Linked DNA regions of Homo sapiens: region 1 is linked to region 2. A link is an interaction called in ENCODE POLR2A ChIA-PET data of the cell type or tissue named here. Cell type or tissue: GM12878. All regions are shown on one strand. Links, peaks and the distances in the headings refer to the core of each region. The heading gives the core; the rest is flanking DNA.

Region 1 (4,828 bases), core at 308-4,307, 300 kb before region 2:
GATGATAAGAAGTTACTTAATGGGTACAATGTATGTTATTTGAGTGTTGGATACCCTAAAAACCCTGTTTTGACTACTATACAATCTATGCATGTAACAAAATTGCACTTGTACCCCATCAATTTATACCAAAAAAAAATTTTATTTAAAACTCATCTAGTAAGGAGACAGATTGTTGTAGTGAAAAGATCTTTGAACTCAGAATTTGAAGATCTTTATATAAGTACTGACTACTACAGATCAGCTCCTCAGACTTGAAGAATCACTTAGTCCCCGTAATCCTCACTTTTCTCATTTGTAAAATAGAAATGCTAGCACCACACTAACAGGGATGAGTCAAAAATATTCAATGAATGTGCTTTGTAAGCATAAAACTGTTCCTATCATTATATTAGTAGTTATGAAAGGATAGCAGTGTCCTTTTTTCTTTTTCTCCTATATTTTATTTTGAAAAATGTTGGAAAAAATAAATAGAAATGTTGGAATAATCTAACAAATCTACATTGGTTCTTAAAACCGACATTTTCGCTTTTCTCTTTGCTCTCTTTTTCGTGTGTGTGTGTGTGTGTATATATGTATATATGTATATGTATATACATAATCATTTGGAAGCAATTTTCAGACTCTGGAGCAATTATAATGGCAATATTAAATTATTTATGTAATGATTCCAAGAAGTATTTAAAACATGGAGATTTGTTCATTCATCAGCTATTTATTGAGGTATTACTACGTGCCAGAACATTGGCTTAGTGGGGAAAAAATAAGTGATATATACACTCTAATTTCAGGAACCTACTATTTTAATAGGAAGAACAGAGACATTGTTTTCATATGGTGATATATGCTGTAGTAGTAGTCTGCGCAGAGCGGGATAGAAATGTTAATAAGCAGCATCACTAGGTGCTACCTTGGAGGAAGAGCAGAGTTACGGAGGACTTTCCGAAGGAAGTCTTCGTAAGCTGTGTTTTGAAAGATGTAGTTTGCTAGACTAGAAAAGGTGAAGGAACACTAGGTGCCAGGATAGCCTGGTCACATTTAAATTTTAGTGGAAATCATTTAAAATAGTGGATTTCTGAAATTACACGTGCAAAGAATCAGCCAGAAAAATAAAAACAGAAGTGGAATATGTTTTAAAGGCTCTGGTATCATTTCTATAAATAAAATGGACATATATAGCATTTATCACTTCGGGTGATATTCTGATTGATTTAGAAAGAATGACTGCATTGCTTTTCACATTAAGATGCTCCTTTCTAATTTTATTTTTAAAATGGTGATTTAGGATAAATCTAGGAACATTTTCTTTTATTGCAGCAAAGACATTTGGCTAATTGTATTATCAAAACCGTTTGTTTTACCTTTCGCTTTTATTGTGCTTTCTCTAACAATTAAGGGCGAACTAACCAGCATGAGGATTGTGTCTGCTTGATTTTAAACCATCCTTTCCTGTCTGTACACAGGAAATCTTATCAACAAGAGATGATTCTTTATGCCACAGAAGAGTAAAATCTGCTGAAAACATTCATTTTGAAAGTTTTTCTTATGTGGGCATCTTTGCGATCATCAGTAACAGGGGTGGGGCATATTCTGACATTTCCATTTTTGAGGCAAGCGGTCTTGAAGTTTTTTTCTTTCTTGGCTTGAGCTTGGTGGTTTATATTTCCTAAAGTTTGCATGTCCTCAGTGTTTTAGTGGAGTCTGGAATTTGCTCTCCACCCTGACCTAATAAACAATGCAAGCTGCAGCACAACACAACTTCTCTCTTAGTCTGAAGTGAAGAGTATATCTCTCTCCTAAGGTGAGCCCTTTTGCCCACTCGCCAGTCATTTAGCCACCACAGGAAAGAGTTTTCCTGCTAGGTTATCACGTTTGCTCTGAGACTGTTAAAATCCTGTATGAAATGAGGCCCATTTTTGCAGAACATGGTTTTTCATTCCTGTATTTCCTTTTCAGCAAACAATGAATAGCATCAGTGAGCTTTTAATCTTATAAGCATTGAAGTGAAGCGCATTCTTTGTTCCTCAGTTGAAAATTTGCATCCCTCAAATGGATCTGAAGTACTGTTTATTTAAACGAGATTTTTCTTACTCTTAATTTAACTAGGCATACGAAGATCTTCAGTACCCCAGAACTTTCAATAATTTACTACTAAGGGCAGGAGACAAACTGTAATACTGGCTACTAAAAGAAACGAAAAGCTAGTTCAGCACACTTACTAGTCTCTCATAAAAAGTAAAATATGGCTGGTTTCCATGCTGTCCACAGACATTTCAAACATATAACTTCTTTAGGCTAAAATAAATAGCAAGCTCAGAAATACAGTTTTAAAGTCCTAAATGAGCCAGCGGTTACAATGTTTTTTGATAAGTAATGAATAGTAATTTATTAAGATAAAATGTACTTTCTTCAAAATATTCTGCATGCCCACTCTGTTGCTGCCCTAACACATTACCACATACTTGGGGCTTAAAACAACACAAATTTATACTTCTGAGTCAGGAGCTCAGAAATCTAGAATCAAGGTGTTGGCAGGGCTGCTTTCCTTCTTGCAGCTCTCATCTCTTTGCCTTTTGAGCTTCTAGTGGCTGCCTGCTTTCCCTGTGCACCCTCTCATCACTCCAGCCTCTTGCTTCCTTTGTCATACTTCCTACTATTCAGTGTGATTTCCTGAACCCCTCTCATCAGGCCCACCTGGACAATTCAAGACACTCTCTTCATCTTATTATCATTACCTTAATGACATACGTAAATTTCCTTTTGTCATATAAGGTAGCACTCACAGTTTCTGAGGATTAGGATGCAGACATGTTTAGGGGGTCGTTATTCAGCTTAACACACCCACTAGATTCCAGGTATTTTGTGTTATGCTAGGAAACTGAAGGTAAAAGAAATGAGTGAGCTCAGTGCTTAGTTGTCTACTCCTTGTACTGTCAGTTATATTTTCAGTTATTCTGTAAATAGTCCCAGAGGTGCTCTCTAGCATTCTTTCAGGCCTTGACATTGGATAGCTAGATGAGGGGTATATTTACCACCATAGAGGAAATACTGATTTCTAGGATTATATTATTTTGTTTATACTTCTAAGAGAGTACAAGCTTCAAATCATTCATTCAACAACTATTTAAGTATCTGTTCTGTGATAAGCATGTACTTGGCCCTGAAGATATACCAGTAAGCAAGCTAGACCAGGTCCCTGCCTCTGGGGACTTTATAGCCAAGTTATGCTTCTCAAATCCCTTTGTTACGTAAACGTTGTCCAACCCTATGTAAAGTTTTGTACACATGAGAACTACCTAGGTCTCATGAAGATCTTTTAAAACCCTGATTTAAAATATTTTCAGATTTTTGTTTTTGGCTTTAGTTTCATTCCTATTATTACATTTTAGGTGTCCCAACTTCAAATTTTTCATATAATATAGGAAAAATAATGATTGAAACATTTAAATGTTCTTCTTTACAGATGTTTCATTTGGATCCTTCTTTGACTCATACAATATTTAATCCAGAAGTATTTCAACCACAGATGGCACTGCCAACAGGTAAGAAAACTCATCCCTGTTACCCTGTTGTTCTGCTTTCAGTCTTAGTAAAATGCAGGATTTGTTAATAGTCTGTCCTAGAAACTCAGTTGTGTACCTAGAAAGGAAATGGTGATTTGTTTTAAAAACCAATCTTTTAACATACTTTCTTGAAATATATTTGCACAAAAATATTTCATCTCAATTACCCCTTGTATGGTTTACTGCATTTCATATCTGCTAGGACTACTCAGAAGGAATTTCTTTAGTCAACATAAGGATTTTCTTTATTATCTCTGTATTCCTTTTAAGTCCTTTCTCCCAGATTCACACGAGGCAGTCTCCACTCTTCATTTCTGTTTCAAACATTTAAGAGGGCCTGTTGTGTACTACCAGTGTGCCAGTCACTGGGGAATCAAAGTGTACAGAAATCATAAAAATCATCTCATTAGAAAAATCATCTTTATAAAAGCTTATAACTTTGCACTCTGACAAGTTGGATAAAACTCATAATCCTTCCTTCTACCATGACTGTATTAATTGTGCCGATTGGCAACTGTTTAATTTCGTAAGAGTAATAAAAAAAAAACTCTCTTTCTTAAAAAAAGTGATTTATTTGTATGTAAGCTTGGTGTGATGGCTCTTTTTATGTTCTGTTTCTCTCCTCACTTCACCCGTCACCAGTGGGACTTAACAGATGTTCAAAAGCAGTGTGAGTGAATTATGGAAGTTATGTGTAAAACAGAGTTTGGTAATCGCTGAAGGAGGCATCAGCTCTTTTATTTACCAGGGACTTGCTTGTCTTCATTGGGGGACTTTATCCCATTTGTATTATTCTCATTTAAAATTATCATGGTTACTACAGTACTTACTTTTCTTTTGTTTTAGATCAGAAAACTTTTTCTGCATTTATATCTTTAGTATTTCTAGGAGTTCATGGGAGGGAAAAAAGTAGATCTACTATACTTTCACCTTCACTAGTAAAGGTGTATTTCAGAGGTTTTTCTGTCTTTACCCCTACAAAACATTATTTTTAGGCTGCCATGTCTGAGATCTTGTGAAGTGCTGTCCAATTTGAGCTCTAGGTCAGCTTCCTGTGAACAAGTAAATGTGTTGGTAGTGTGTGTGTTTCTTGGGAACTTTTTAATTCTGGAGTTCAAAGTATTTTTCTTAGTATTAATGTATTACTGAAAATATAAGAACTTGGTTCTGTCCACAGGAAATACACACATTTTCACTTAATGTCTTGTGAATACAAAACAGTATCCTGAGGCAGACGTTTTCTTAATTTTATTCCTTCGGATTTA
Region 2 (4,828 bases), core at 480-4,479:
TGTGATTGTGCCACTATACTCAAGCCTGTGATGGAGCAAGACCCTGTCTCAGAGAAAATTACTAGTAAATGGGCAATTAATCTACCAATCTGAATAATGGTGGTGTGCCAGGGTCTTATTACATGAATTTTTCAGTGAGGCCACGTTATTATAATAACTTGAGAGTAAGGGGTTAATTAGAATGTATTGATGAATAAACATAATTAACAGATTTTATATATATGTACTTAATATTGTATCTATGTTTTCATGTATCTTTAATTTTGTTACAGAATATTATAACTTGCCAAAGACACTGGCTCTAGTACAGTGTATACCATTTTATTAGTTTAATTAAATTGTAAATGCTACGGTCCAGATTTTATATTCAGAATGCTCATTTACATATTCTGCCTGGACCAAGTAATTTGGAGCCCAGGTCAACCAAATGTTATTTTACATTGTTTGCACAAAAATCAAATTGATTTCTATACTTAACAATTCAGAATCTCATTAAGTCAAATTAATATGGTTTAAGAAAGTGTACTTTATTTCATGCTAAGATGTCATTTTGGCCTTAATAAGGCTTTTGGCATGTAATGAAGCATGCACAAATCTTTGAGATAAAAATAGAGCATTTTTCCACACAAAAACATATATATACACAAATGTTCAGAGTAGGGCTATTCTACTTTTTAGTAGAAACAACTCAAATGTCCATCAGCTGATGAATGGATAAAGAAGATGTGATATATGTGTATAATGGAATATTATTATTATTATAAGGAACAAAGTACTAATACATGTTACAAAATGTATCTTGAAGCCTTAAAACATTCTGTCAAGTGAAAGAGCCAGACACAAAAGGCCACATACTGTTTGATTCTGTTTATGTGAAATGACCACAATAGTGCATTCTGTCTTCCAAAAAGCTGGTTTACTTACAAACACAGGTTAAAAAAATATATATTTGTAATACTGCTTTTGGTGTAGGGTGAGGCACGATAAAGAGACTTTCATTCGGTTTGTCAATCAGTGATACTTAGGTCTGAATAGGCAAGTGGGAGTCTTTCAGGTTTAGGACAAAGAATGTTAATGTAGTAGAGATCTGTTGATAGAGTCACTCCTAGTTTTCTATTTATTTAAAAAACATCGAATTACTATTAGGTGCTAGACACTGAAGATACATAAAAGACACAGATGTCATCTATAAGAAAGTCTCTTGAGGAGACCAGTAAGCATCAGACAACATCATAGAGTGGGTTCAGTGACATAAATGTGTGCACAGAGCACTATTAATGTACTGAACTCAGCTGGCGGTGGTCAGGGAAAGTTTCTCTGAGGAAGAGAGTTGTATTAAAACAAATGAAAAAAAGGGAGCAAGGCAAAGTTGGAAAAAAATTGTGAGGGAGGCTCCTAGGAAGAGGAAACAGCATGCAAAGTCTCAGAGATGACTTGATAAGTTTTTAAAACTAGAAAAACTTTGGCTGCAGTATTGCGAGGTTGAGGTGGCGGGGGGAGCGGCAAGGAGAGAATGAGAAGACAGAAAAGATGAGGAGACAAGATAGATTTGAAAGACATGACTGGAGATCTTGAGGGCCTTTTATTTTGAAGGGGATGGGATAGAATGGAGAAATTGAATTTTTAACAAAAATGGCCTGATCAGATTTGATGGCAAAAAGGTAACTGTGATAGCAATGTTGAAGCATGTGCCCAAAGTATGTATTGGGATGGAGACTAGAGGCAAGAAAAACAGGATGTTAATGAAATAATCCTGAAGAAATGTGAGAAAGATCTGAAATAGTTGCACTAATAAGAGAGAGTACAGGAAGTAAACTTAGTTTATTTACTGGGTCAAGCTTGCCTAAAAAATATTTGGGGGCGGGGGGAATTCTCCCTCCAGTTACCTTTATTAGAATGTTACAATAAAATCAAGCCAGGCACAGTGGCTTATGCCTGTAATTCCAGCACTTTGGGAGGCCAAAGCAGGAGGATTGCTTGAGTCCAAGAGTTTGAGATCAGCCTGTGCAACATGATGAAACTGTGTCTCTACAAAAAAATTAGGCATAGTGGCATGTGCCTGTGGTCCCAGCTGCTCTGGAAGCTGAGGTGGGAGGATCCCTTGAGCCCAGAAGGTCAAGGTTGCAGTGAGCCATGTTGCAGCAGTGCACTCTAGCCTAGGTGACAGAGTGAGACCCTGTCTCTCAAAAAAAAAAAAAAATGTTTATAGAAAAACAAAATATGATATTCTAATAAAATAACTTGAAACAATAGTATGAACTTCCTATGTTTTTAGCTCTTAAAGAACTACGAAACTAAAGTTTACATAACATTGGAAACATGTGCTACATGTTTTTTTTTTTTGCAAATCAAATCTCCTCTTGAAACTCAAATGTAGGACTAACTGCCACAATTTCATTTCTTTTAAATTTGGCCATGTCTGTACTAACTGCTGTGATCCATGTCTCAGTTCTCTTACCACTTTACTAGAACCTTTGGGAGACTTTTGTTCATTCTTTGACTGATATCATTTGGCTTTCAAGTGGCCAGGAAAAAGAATTCATTATCTATTTCTGTTCCATCTGCCTCAGACAAAATACTATTATGTGTTGCCAACAAGATCATAAACCTAAATAAAACAGAGGTTCTAAAATCACATGGCAGTACTTAGTATAAGTGGGTATCAAGGTGACTGAGACTGTGCTTACAGTAATTATAGATTACTAAAATCACAAAATGGAAAAAAGTTCATGTAGAGAATTCAAAGAATTTAGTTTGATGTAGATAGAGATTATAACAATCCTTTTGTCACATACCTAAAGTGGAATTTGTTGAGTTTGACCTTGTGACTTTTGAGTCAAGAAATGCTAGGCAGGTAGAACAGATAAATTAATAAACCTGATTCTGAAATGGAAGTAAAAGGGCTTTAAAGATGTTAGAAGCATTTTAAGATTCATTCTCATTCTGGATCTCAGGACATAATTTCTTATAGAAAAGTAGTTGTGCCTGCAGATCAATCCACAAAAGGCTTTAAAACCCACCCTCCCTGTATATATTACACCTATGAGAAAATGCTCCATAGAATTCCAAATTGATAACAGGAGGACCGACCTACCCCTCTGCCCGCCAGAATTCCCGTGGCTCAGGGCAAGTACTGAAGCCGAATAGGAAGAATTGACTGAGGGTAAATCATGTTGAGTGGTTGGTTGAAAGCTTTGAAAAGTTGGAGAATGGTGGTTAAGAAATCTGTACATTCAGACTTCTTGAATGTCACTGTATGTTTTGGGTTAGTGCTGGGATACTTTTCTTTTTTAGTGCCAGATCCATTAATTTACATTCCTCTCCACTGCCATTATCAATTGCTTCCTAACAGAAACCAGTAAGCTTTCTTTTTCCCCCTTTTCTACAGAGAAGAGCAGTTTCACAAGATTCAACTTTTCTTATACTTTTGTTCCTAAAACAGATACACACTCTGTTAAGTTTTCATAAGGGTTTTTATTTCTGCAAGTATGACTTTAGTGTTTATATATGATTATAAGCAGGCAGCTAGCAGGGAAACCATGGGTAAAGGATTAAAAAACTCTCATTTGATCCTGGTTTCCCTCCTACCACCACTTCAGCCCCCAATCCCTGCCTAACAAATTAGACCCAATAGAAAAAGTCACAAGATTGAGGGCCGGGTGTGGTGGTACATAGCTGTAATCCCAGCACTTTGGGAGGTCAAGGCAGGGTGGATTGCTTAAACCCAGGAGTTAGAGACCATCTTGGGCAACATGGCAAAACCCTGTCTGTACAGAAAATAAAAAATCAGCATGGCGTGGTGGTATGCACCAGTAGTCCCACATACTAGGGAGGCTGAGGTGGGAGGATTACTTGGGCCCAGGAGGTCAAGGCTGCAGTGAGCTGTGATCAGGCCACTGCCCTCCAGCCTGGATGACAGAGTGAGACCCTGTCTGGAAAAAAAAAAAAGATTCAACTTTTTTTTTTTTTGTCTTTTGTTTGTTTTGAGACAGGGTCTCTCTGTTACCCAAGTTGGAGTGCAGTGGCACCATCTTGGCTCACTGAAGCCTCTGCCTCCAGGGCTCAAGGAGTCCTCCCACCTCAGCCTCCTGAGTAGCTGGGACTACAGGCATATGCCACTAGGCCCAGCTAATTTTTGAACTTGCCCACACAGATTCTTTCCCCTTTTCCATCCATCTCCAATCCCCACTCTCTCAGGATACCCTGATGGCTCTGTGGGTATCCTTAGTGTTCACTTATCACAGTCTACAGAACCACCAGTCTAATGAATATAAAATATTTTAAATTATAATGAAGAAGCCTCATTATGAGTAATAGTAACATGTGAAGCAAATACAATCAGCCCTCCAGATCTGTGAGTTCCACATCCATGGATTCAACCAACCACGGATCCAAAATACACATTTTTAATTGCATATTTTCTGAACATACATACTTTTTTCTTGTTACTGTTCCCTAGACAATACAGTATATTTACAGTGTTTACATTGTACTAAGTATTATAAGCAATCTAAGGAGGATGTGTATAAGTTATATGCAAATATTATGGCATTTTATATCATGGATTTAAGCATCCTTGGATTTTGGTATCTGAGAGTGGTTCTGGAAACAATCCCTCATGGATACTGGAGGATGACTATAATATGAAGTATATTAGAGATAAACATATAAAGACAGGCACTCAGAGGAGTGGCTTACCAGCAGACATGTAATAAAAACATGAGAATTTCAGTTGCCTGACATCTCTGTAAGCCAGAGATATGTGCTTTTTGGCTGCCCAAAGAAACTATTTCAGTTTAACCCTGAAAGAAAGGAACTATGTTGTCTA

What was found. ChIA-PET counts read pairs that join two places held together with the same protein. Peaks named below come from ENCODE experiments on the same cell type or tissue, not always from the same donor. Only the 100,000 strongest peaks of a DNase experiment are listed, where the experiment ranks them.
Region 1: POLR2A ChIA-PET joins it to region 2 with 6 read pairs; 6 of 35 experiments call an interaction of 5 or more read pairs at or near these places.

What each region holds. Positions count from the first base shown.
Region 1 is chr4:102,526,373-102,531,200 of GRCh38, forward strand. NFKB1 (nuclear factor kappa B subunit 1) reads left to right here. Exons shown (of 24, transcript NM_003998.4): 3 at 3,464-3,542. Among named protein-coding and RNA genes, the nearest start is that of NFKB1-AS1, 26 kb to the left of the region's middle. In GM12878, for the core only: no CTCF peak of the experiment used is centred there; no DNase peak of the experiment used is centred there; H3K4me3 peaks cover 850 bases; H3K27ac peaks cover 719 bases.
Region 2 is chr4:102,830,814-102,835,641 of GRCh38, forward strand. All of the region lies in intron 1 of UBE2D3-AS1 (UBE2D3 antisense RNA 1), which reads left to right. It also overlaps a transcript of UBE2D3 not described here. Among named protein-coding and RNA genes, the nearest start is that of UBE2D3-AS1, 5.2 kb to the left of the region's middle. In GM12878, for the core only: no CTCF peak of the experiment used is centred there; no DNase peak of the experiment used is centred there.